Regions from separate parts of the Homo sapiens genome. Here region 1 is linked to region 2. A link is a contact called in ENCODE Hi-C or POLR2A ChIA-PET data. All regions are on one chromosome and are shown on one strand. Each heading gives the region's core, a stretch centred on a gene start or an enhancer-like site at or near the end of the contact. The rest is flanking DNA. Distances are from core to core; before and after follow the strand shown. Region 1 holds the start of HOXA9 (homeobox A9). Region 2 overlaps NFE2L3 (NFE2 like bZIP transcription factor 3).

Region 1 (4,652 bases), core at 304-2,803, 980 kb before region 2:
AATTTGATTACCCCTGTTCTAGGAGTCGCTGCTTTCTGTTAGGAATTGGGGGCAGGGGGAGTTTCCTTCCAATTAACGGAGTGGCGGCGACCTTTTAATTTACCCCCAACGGGTGAGAAATAAACTTCCCCAACGTGGCCAGGCCCAGGAATGGGACTGGAGTCGATGCCCTTTTACCCCTCCCCGTTCTAATTTCCAGCCCTGGCCTTGAGCTGTGGCTGCCTCTCTTTGGGCCTTGTACCTCTCCGCCGAGTCTCCGGGCCCCGTAGGTAACCAAGGCGAGGCCCGGAGTAGCAGCTGGAAAGGGAGGAAGGAGCCCTGAAAGGCTCACGCGGCCCCGGGACAGGCCACATCGGTGCGGGCCTCCCAGGTTCCGGAGCTGCGGGGTCTCTTAGGCGAGGCTGCCTTTTCCCAAACCGAACTTGCCTTCCATTCATGCCACTTGTAGTTTTTTCCCCAGCTGGGATTCACGGAGCGCAACCAGGCTTGCAGCGCTCATGGTTAGAGCCTCTGAGGCTGGAGCACAGGGCTGGGTCGCCAGCCGCCTGCGCCTGGGAATCCTGATTGCCAGCTGATGAGAAAGGCGGGCTGGGCGCGCGTGTGCGTGGGGTCGAGGGCCGGGGACCGAGCGCGCCGCACAACCAACCAGGCCCTCAAAACCTTCGCCCTGGTGGCGGCTGGCCGCTCCCTCCTGGCCAGCTCCTCCGTGGGGTCCTCGTAGCAAAGGCGAATTTAAGGGTTGCCCGGGCGCCCCTCGCTCCAGGCGGGTAGCTGTGGGGACCTACACCCGCGGTACTCCCTGAGCGGCCGGTCCCTGCCTGGAGTGCCCTGGTAGGGCCGGCGGCGGCTCCGTTTGGGACGGATCCTGCGTTGAATTTGACTTTTCGAGGGCGGCCGCGGGTAAACTCGCCTCTCCCGGGGACCGCAGGGATTATTTACAGGGAGCTCGCCAACCAAACACAACAGTCTAACCTTTCCAAGTCCTCGTAAATTTTTACAGCTGGGAGCCACGGCGAGGCAAACGAATCTGTTGGTCGTTTCCGACTTCCCGCCAGCCTGTGTGGCTTCTGAAACAATAACTCCTTATGAAATATCATAAATATAGATTTAAATACAGTAGAGCGACAATGCGATTTGGCTGCTTTTTTATGGCTTCAATTATTGTCTAATTTTATGTGAGGGGCTCCGCTGGCCGCACTCGCACGCGGGACCCGCGCCTTCTTGATGGCGTGATTAATTGTGATATAAAATAGTCCGCTTAAGAAGTGTGTGTATGGGGGGGGAGACGGGAGAGTACAGAGACAAGGCTAGATTTGATCTTTTAATCGTCGTTGGCCACAATTAAAACAAACCCCATCGTAGAGCGGCACGATCCCTTTACATAAAAACATATGGCTTTTGCTATAAAAATTATGACTGCAAAACATCGGACCATTAATAGCGTGCGGAGTGATTTACGCGTTATTGTTCTGCTGGACGGGCACGTGACGCGCACGGCCAATGGGGGCGCGGGCGCCGGCAACTTATTAGGTGACTGTACTTCCCCCCCGGTGCCACCAAGTTGTTACATGAAATCTGCAGTTTCATAATTTCCGTGGGTCGGGCCGGGCGGGCCAGGCGCTGGGCACGGTGATGGCCACCACTGGGGCCCTGGGCAACTACTACGTGGACTCGTTCCTGCTGGGCGCCGACGCCGCGGATGAGCTGAGCGTTGGCCGCTATGCGCCGGGGACCCTGGGCCAGCCTCCCCGGCAGGCGGCGACGCTGGCCGAGCACCCCGACTTCAGCCCGTGCAGCTTCCAGTCCAAGGCGACGGTGTTTGGCGCCTCGTGGAACCCAGTGCACGCGGCGGGCGCCAACGCTGTACCCGCTGCGGTGTACCACCACCATCACCACCACCCCTACGTGCACCCCCAGGCGCCCGTGGCGGCGGCGGCGCCGGACGGCAGGTACATGCGCTCCTGGCTGGAGCCCACGCCCGGTGCGCTCTCCTTCGCGGGCTTGCCCTCCAGCCGGCCTTATGGCATTAAACCTGAACCGCTGTCGGCCAGAAGGGGTGACTGTCCCACGCTTGACACTCACACTTTGTCCCTGACTGACTATGCTTGTGGTTCTCCTCCAGTTGATAGAGAAAAACAACCCAGCGAAGGCGCCTTCTCTGAAAACAATGCTGAGAATGAGAGCGGCGGAGACAAGCCCCCCATCGATCCCAGTAAGTGTCTCCTCCCTTCAAATCCGCCGCCGCCTCCACGCCGGCCTCCCGGATCTGCTGGCCCGCCAGGTTTCTCTCGAGCCTGCCTTCGTCCTCGCTGGAAGCCTCTCGAGTTGGGGCCAGGAGCCAGAAGTTGGTGTTTGGGACGCCTCAGATAGGGCCCCAAGTCTGGAGAGCAGTGAAGAGCGGCCCGCAGGGCTACGGGAGAGGAGGCGGCTGCTGCAGCGAGAGGGGGCGGGGCGGGCACTTCGGGACGAGCCAAGACTGGCCGCCCCTCTCCTTGGCTGCCCAGGCCCAGGACCGAGATACTTTGGGCCGTTCTTCGAAAGCAGTGCAGCCCAGAGAGCCTTTTGTACAACTAGATTGTCCGTGAGCGGCGGCAGCCAGGGCAGCCGGAGCTGGGACGCTGGGGGAGACGGCCGATTCCTTCCACTTCTTGCCTTCGGCCAGTGGCGGCGTAAATCCTGCCAAGATGAGGCTGCGGGCGACCCGGGCCACAAGGGTCCCCATGACAGATTATTCAAATAAGCCACAGACGTGATCAGCGGCCTTAGGGCGCCCTGACGGCTTGCCCAGCTCCGAAGGCCTTCCAGGAAGGTTAAATAAGGAGTGGGGGGCGTAGAGGGACAGGTTGGGAAAGAAAGACGAAGTCAGTGAACGGGACAGAGGAATCCTAATCTTGCTACAGAACACAAGGCAGCATGCTTTCCCTCTGCGTGGCAAGGAGACCTGTTTCCAAATTTCATTCTATACAGCGTTTTGAGAGTGGGAGGAAGGAGAAGGGGGACAAGAGGACAGAGTAGGAGAAAGGAAGGTCTCGGAGGGGAGGGCGAGCCAAAGTTTTACTGCGTGCAATTTTAAGTGACTGTCTGTGCGTCTGTCTGCCAGGGTTCCATTGTGTCCGAGGCCTGACTGCCTTTCCTAACCAGTTCAGCAGAGTTCTGCACTTCGGCCAGAGACCCCATGCAGGAGGCTCATTTGCCCCAGCGGGATGTGCGTCTTCTGCTCCTAAACCCAGTGTTTCTCTTCCCCGCAGATAACCCAGCAGCCAACTGGCTTCATGCGCGCTCCACTCGGAAAAAGCGGTGCCCCTATACAAAACACCAGACCCTGGAACTGGAGAAAGAGTTTCTGTTCAACATGTACCTCACCAGGGACCGCAGGTACGAGGTGGCTCGACTGCTCAACCTCACCGAGAGGCAGGTCAAGATCTGGTTCCAGAACCGCAGGATGAAAATGAAGAAAATCAACAAAGACCGAGCAAAAGACGAGTGATGCCATTTGGGCTTATTTAGAAAAAAGGGTAAGCTAGAGAGAAAAAGAAAGAACTGTCCGTCCCCCTTCCGCCTTCTCCCTTCTCTCACCCCCACCCTAGCCTCCACCATCCCCGCACAAAGCGGCTCTAAACCTCAGGCCACATCTTTTCCAAGGCAAACCCTGTTCAGGCTGGCTCGTAGGCCTGCCGCTTTGATGGAGGAGGTATTGTAAGCTTTCCATTTTCTATAAGAAAAAGGAAAAGTTGAGGGGGGGGCATTAGTGCTGATAGCTGTGTGTGTTAGCTTGTATATATATTTTTAAAAATCTACCTGTTCCTGACTTAAAACAAAAGGAAAGAAACTACCTTTTTATAATGCACAACTGTTGATGGTAGGCTGTATAGTTTTTAGTCTGTGTAGTTAATTTAATTTGCAGTTTGTGCGGCAGATTGCTCTGCCAAGATACTTGAACACTGTGTTTTATTGTGGTAATTATGTTTTGTGATTCAAACTTCTGTGTACTGGGTGATGCACCCATTGTGATTGTGGAAGATAGAATTCAATTTGAACTCAGGTTGTTTATGAGGGGAAAAAAACAGTTGCATAGAGTATAGCTCTGTAGTGGAATATGTCTTCTGTATAACTAGGCTGTTAACCTATGATTGTAAAGTAGCTGTAAGAATTTCCCAGTGAAATAAAAAAAAATTTTAAGTGTTCTCGGGGATGCATAGATTCATCATTTTCTCCACCTTAAAAATGCGGGCATTTAAGTCTGTCCATTATCTATATAGTCCTGTCTTGTCTATTGTATATATAATCTATATGATTAAAGAAAATATGCATAATCAGACAAGCTTGAATATTGTTTTTGCACCAGACGAACAGTGAGGAAATTCGGAGCTATACATATGTGCAGAAGGTTACTACCTAGGGTTTATGCTTAATTTTAATTGGAGGAAATGAATGCTGATTGTAACGGAGTTAATTTTATTGATAATAAATTATACACTATGAAACCGCCATTGGGCTACTGTAGATTTGTATCCTTGATGAATCTGGGGTTTCCATCAGACTGAACTTACACTGTATATTTTGCAATAGTTACCTCAAGGCCTACTGACCAAATTGTTGTGTTGAGATGATATTTAACTTTTTGCCAAATAAAATATATTGATTCTTTTCTA
Region 2 (4,380 bases), core at 1,428-3,927:
ACAGCACCTTCTAAGTCATGATGGGAACTAGATTCATGGTCAGTGCAATAACCTATAGCACCTTCATCACACACAGAGTGAGAGGAATTAGACTTGATGACAGAGGTATTATTGTGACTTGAATCTAAAGAAAGGCCAGAATCAGAATCTGGTTCATCAAAAAGCTGAGAAACATCGATTGGATCAAAGTTGTCTTCTGTGGCCAATGACATTAAGTTTATCTCATCAAATATATTTATGTCAAGGTCATACAGTAGGTCTTGGCTTGTTAGATTCCTCATATGATTGTCAACCGGTGAAAGAAATCCTGTCAAATTAGTTCCAGGAAGGGTTTGCTCAGGATTGGTGGTATGAGAATTTAACTGCAGAAATGGTTCTTGTGACTGTGAAGTCCTTGCTGTTGGATCTCTTCTAAATGTATTGTTGGGACAAAGCAAGATGGCCTCATGAAGATTCACATCCTGACTTATAGCCTGGCTGAAGTTTACATGATAATGTGCTGAAGAATTCATGCCATCACTGATACTGCCTGGAAGAGGAATATCTCCCAATGAGATGCCCTGAAAAACGAAGGAGAAACACTTCAAACATGAATAGCCCTATTTCTGAAGCAGTTCTATTACCTAACAACTTTCTTTCCCCTCTTTTGTCAATTCCTCTACATTTAATAGAGATAGATGCTGTTGGCAGTAACTTCCTAGTTAAATACAGGCAATACAATACGAGATGTGAGTCCAAATCAGAATACCTGGAATTCTGAGTAACCTAGAAATTAAGATGGATTAGTATAAAAGCTGACTGGATTTTCTTAAAAAGTCTAATGTTACAATCTTGTAATTTGCTACTTTATAATAAGATGCAACTCATCCTAGCGGTTGGTAATCACATTGTGGAGGGTCAGGGATAATAAACTACAGTGAAGTAGTCTGGAGGAGAGAGGCTGTTTAAATGCCTCTAAGCGCTAAAACTACAAGGCTATTGTGAATATTGCTGCAATAAACATGGGGGTGCAGGTGTCCCTTTGATACACTGATTTCCTTTCCTTTGGATAAATACCTGATAATTCTTTTAGTTTTTTGAGAAATCTCCACGCTGTTTTCCATGACTAGTCTAAATTTGATTATACCTTTGGGATTATTTGGAAAGAGGAATGCTATACATATTTGGTTAATTCTAAGCTGAAGTGCTTCTGTAAAAATAAGCATTACTTTAAACTGCTGTGTCATCCAAGTAAAGGAGTTGTATTTGTTCACCAAAAGGTCAGTGCAGATATGTTCCTGCGAGGATAAAAGCCAAAGTTCCAATTACCTCCAGTGAATTTTCAGGCTGTGATGAAAGCAACTGGAATAAGTCTTCCAGAGAGAAAGAAGTATCTGTCCCATTCAGATGTCTCTGTAGAGAAACACAAAAAGTGCATCTTTCACATAAAAGACTGAACTGGTTGGGGCTTTAGGCTTTATCTTTAAAGGATCACCAGGTATTATTTCCACACTGGATTTTTATGCTATTATGTTCCTTGGTTGGAAGTTCTACTTTTTATTATATTTTGAGACGGATCTCACTCTGGCCCAGAATGGAGTGCAGTGGTGCAATCTCGGCTCACTACACCCTCTGCCTCCCAGGTTCAAAGGATTCTCCTGCCTTAGCCTCCGGAGTAGCTGGGATTACAGCTGTGCACCACCACGTCTGGCTAATTTTTGTATTTTTAGTAGAGACAGGGTTTCACCATGTTGGCCAAGTTGGTCTCGAACTTTTGACCGCAAGTGATCCACCCACCTAGGCCTCCCAAAGTGCTGGGATTACAGACGTGAGCCACTGCAGCTGACCTATTTCTCTGATTATGGTACTCAGTATTTCAACATGCATACTTAAAAGTCCAAAGCTAATCAGTATTTCTATTCCTACCATAAACAACTTCCATGTAATTTTTGGCTAATTGTTAGTTTCAGCTTATTTTGCCCCTCCATAGCCAGCCCTCCCAGTTGGTTACACAATTATATAATTTTGGCCAGGTGTGGTGGCTCACGCTTGTAATCCCAGCACTTTGGGAGGCCAAAGCAGGCAGATCGCCTGAGCCCAGGAGTTGGAGACCAGCTTGGGCAACACAACAAGACCGTTTCTACAAATTAAATTAGCTGGGTGTGGTGGTGTGCACCTGTGGTCCCAGCTACTCCGGGATGGTGAGGCAGGAGGACTGCCTGAGTCCAGGAGGTTGAGGCTGCAGTGAGTCGTGACAGCGCTGCCACACTCCAGCCTAACAGAATGAGATCTCGTCTCAAAAAATATTTTTACAGTCAATACTTATTTACATTTACTCCAATTTGTTTTTTTAAAACCAATTTATCGATGCTTCATCTCACTCCTGGCCTTTATGCTTTAGCCTCTTTCTAGTTGAAAGAACTCTTCAGAGTTCTTTTTAGAGAGGACCTGAGCAGTAAACCCAGTTTTTGTTACATGGAATTATTTTGAGACAGTCTTGTCCTGTCGCCCAGGCTGGAGAGCACTGGTGAGATCTCAGCTCACTGCAATCTCCGCCTCCTGGGTTCAAGTGATTGATTCTTGTGTGTCAGCCTCCCGAATAGCTGGGACTACAGGCATGTGTCACTGCGCCTGGCCAATTTTTATATTTTTAGTAGAGCTGGCGTTTTGCCATGTTGGCCAGGCTTGTCTTGAACTACTGACCACAGGTGATCCACCTGCCTTGGCCTCACAAAGAGTTGGGATTACAGGCATGAGACACCATGCCCGGCCTACATGGAATTATTTTGCCTTCATGCTTAAATGATGAGTTAACTGGTAAAAATATAAGGTTTAATGTTTTCCCTCAGTACTCTGTCTTATGGCATTTATTACTACTGGTAAGTTTGCTCTCAGTGTTATTTATAATGAAACTTTTCTATCTCAGGTAATTTAAAAAATGTTTCTTCTTAGTTCTTGACGTTCTGTTTCAATCTGGTATGTCTAGGACTTAATTTGTTTTCGTTAGGAGCTCTGTGTAGTCCTTTAATCTGAGGACTTTTCTGGAAATATTTTGCCATAAACTCATTTTAAATATTGCTTATCTTTCATATTTTATAGTTTCTTCTGGGACTCCTATTAGAAGTAACTTAGATTTTTCTCTTCTATCATTGTCTCAATTTTGCTTTCATATTTTGCATCTTCTCTGGTATATTCTAGATAATTTTCTTAGATCTTTCTTCCAACTTACCCTTTTCCTTAGCTGTTCACATCACTTCCACTGAATTTTCAATGAAAATGACTTTTTTCATATCTAGAATTTCATTTGGGCTCTTTTCTAGATCTTTTTCTTTTTTCATGATAGTCTGTTCTTGCCTTATAGATTCTGTTCCTATGAACAATTTAAACACTGATTTAGAGTCTTTTTCAGAGGACTAGGAATCCTGACTTTTGCATATGCTGACTCATGGCTATTTATGTCATTTTTAATTCTTAAAAGGTGAGCATTTTGGGGAGCAGTTTTGCATTTTTCTTTTCAAGAACCAGTGTTTATATCATTTTCCAGACTGTACTTTCTCTTGGCCGAGGATTCTTGATGGTGATGGTAGTGTGCATTCAGATCTTATATCTAGCTTTGGGGCCCCCACTGGGGTTCTGATTTCTAAAGGGTAGCTAGAATTGTACCAGTCCCCATTTCCTAGATATTCTTCCAGAGTTGTCATCTGGAAGAATGGAAATGCCAGTGATTCACTGGTCTAACTCATTTCTGTTTTATTTCAACAAGCTTTAAAAGCACCTACTAAGTAATAGCCCAATAAAAGAACAGAAATATCTTGTCAGAGCTACTATAAGAAATGTGGCTGGGTGCAGTGGCTCACACCTGTAATCCCAGCACTTTGGGAGGCCAAAGTGGGCAGATTGCTTGAGCCCAGGAATTTGAGACCAGCCTGAGCAACATGGTGAAACCCCACTTCTACTGAAAATACAAAAAATTAGCTGGGCATGGTGGTGTGCACCTATAGCCCCAGTTACTTGGGAGGCTGAAGTGGGAGATCACCTGAGCCCAGGAGGTTTAGGCTGCAGTGAGCCATGACAGCGCCACTGCACTTTAGCCTGGGTGACAGAGTGAGATCCTGTCTCCCCCGCCGCCTTCCTCAAAAAAAAAAAAAGTGTTAAGTACACGAAGATGTGACGTAAATGCTCAGGCTAGGAACATGGAGATAACACAATGAGGAACCAAGCCTGATAAGAATTAGGCACAAATGCCTGGCTTTGAATGATTAATATGTTTCTGAAAAGTTTTGTCCAAATTGATGTTTGTCCTATGTCAAATTACATTTTAAATTCTCTCCAAGGAAGCTCCCTACTTCATTTGTCTCCTCATTAATATTTAGTAAGTGCCTAGTCTGTGCCTAGCAGTGA

What was found. A loop is a pair of places that touch in the nucleus more often than their neighbours do. ChIA-PET counts read pairs that join two places held with the same protein, here RNA polymerase II (POLR2A). Pooled maps may share reads with other maps.
Region 1: a map of Calu3 shows a loop between it and region 2 (12-fold over the local background). The contact joins the promoter of HOXA9 here to the enhancer-like site in region 2. A Hi-C loop is called at or near these places in 11 of 168 maps with a recorded cell type or tissue (B cell, CD4-positive, alpha-beta T cell, CD4-positive, alpha-beta memory T cell and 8 more) and 5 of 50 pooled maps. POLR2A ChIA-PET finds 5 or more read pairs at or near these places in 4 of 52 experiments (BJ, HEK293T, Panc1 and 1 more).

Annotation. Positions count from the first base shown.
Region 1 is chr7:27,162,438-27,167,089 of GRCh38, reverse strand. HOXA9 (homeobox A9) reads left to right here and starts at 1,553. Exons shown (of 2, transcript NM_152739.4): 1 at 1,553-2,212; 2 at 3,249-4,652. The coding sequence starts at 1,633. The coding sequence ends at 3,487. It overlaps HOXA10-HOXA9 (HOXA10-HOXA9 readthrough), which reads left to right. Exons shown (of 3, transcript NM_001433944.1): 2 at 2,123-2,212; 3 at 3,249-4,652. The coding sequence ends at 3,487. RefSeq lists enhancers at 1-414, 1,263-2,139, 2,140-3,017, 4,529-4,652.
Region 2 is chr7:26,180,713-26,185,092 of GRCh38, reverse strand. It overlaps NFE2L3 (NFE2 like bZIP transcription factor 3), which reads right to left. Exons shown (of 4, transcript NM_004289.7): 3 at 1,309-1,392; 4 at 1-560. Among named protein-coding and RNA genes, the nearest start is that of HNRNPA2B1, 18 kb to the left of the region's middle. RefSeq lists an enhancer at 3,990-4,284. Within about 2 kb of position 2,677, at least 4 of the 41 ENCODE cell types and tissues checked have a DNase peak (open chromatin) inside an H3K27ac peak, as active enhancers do.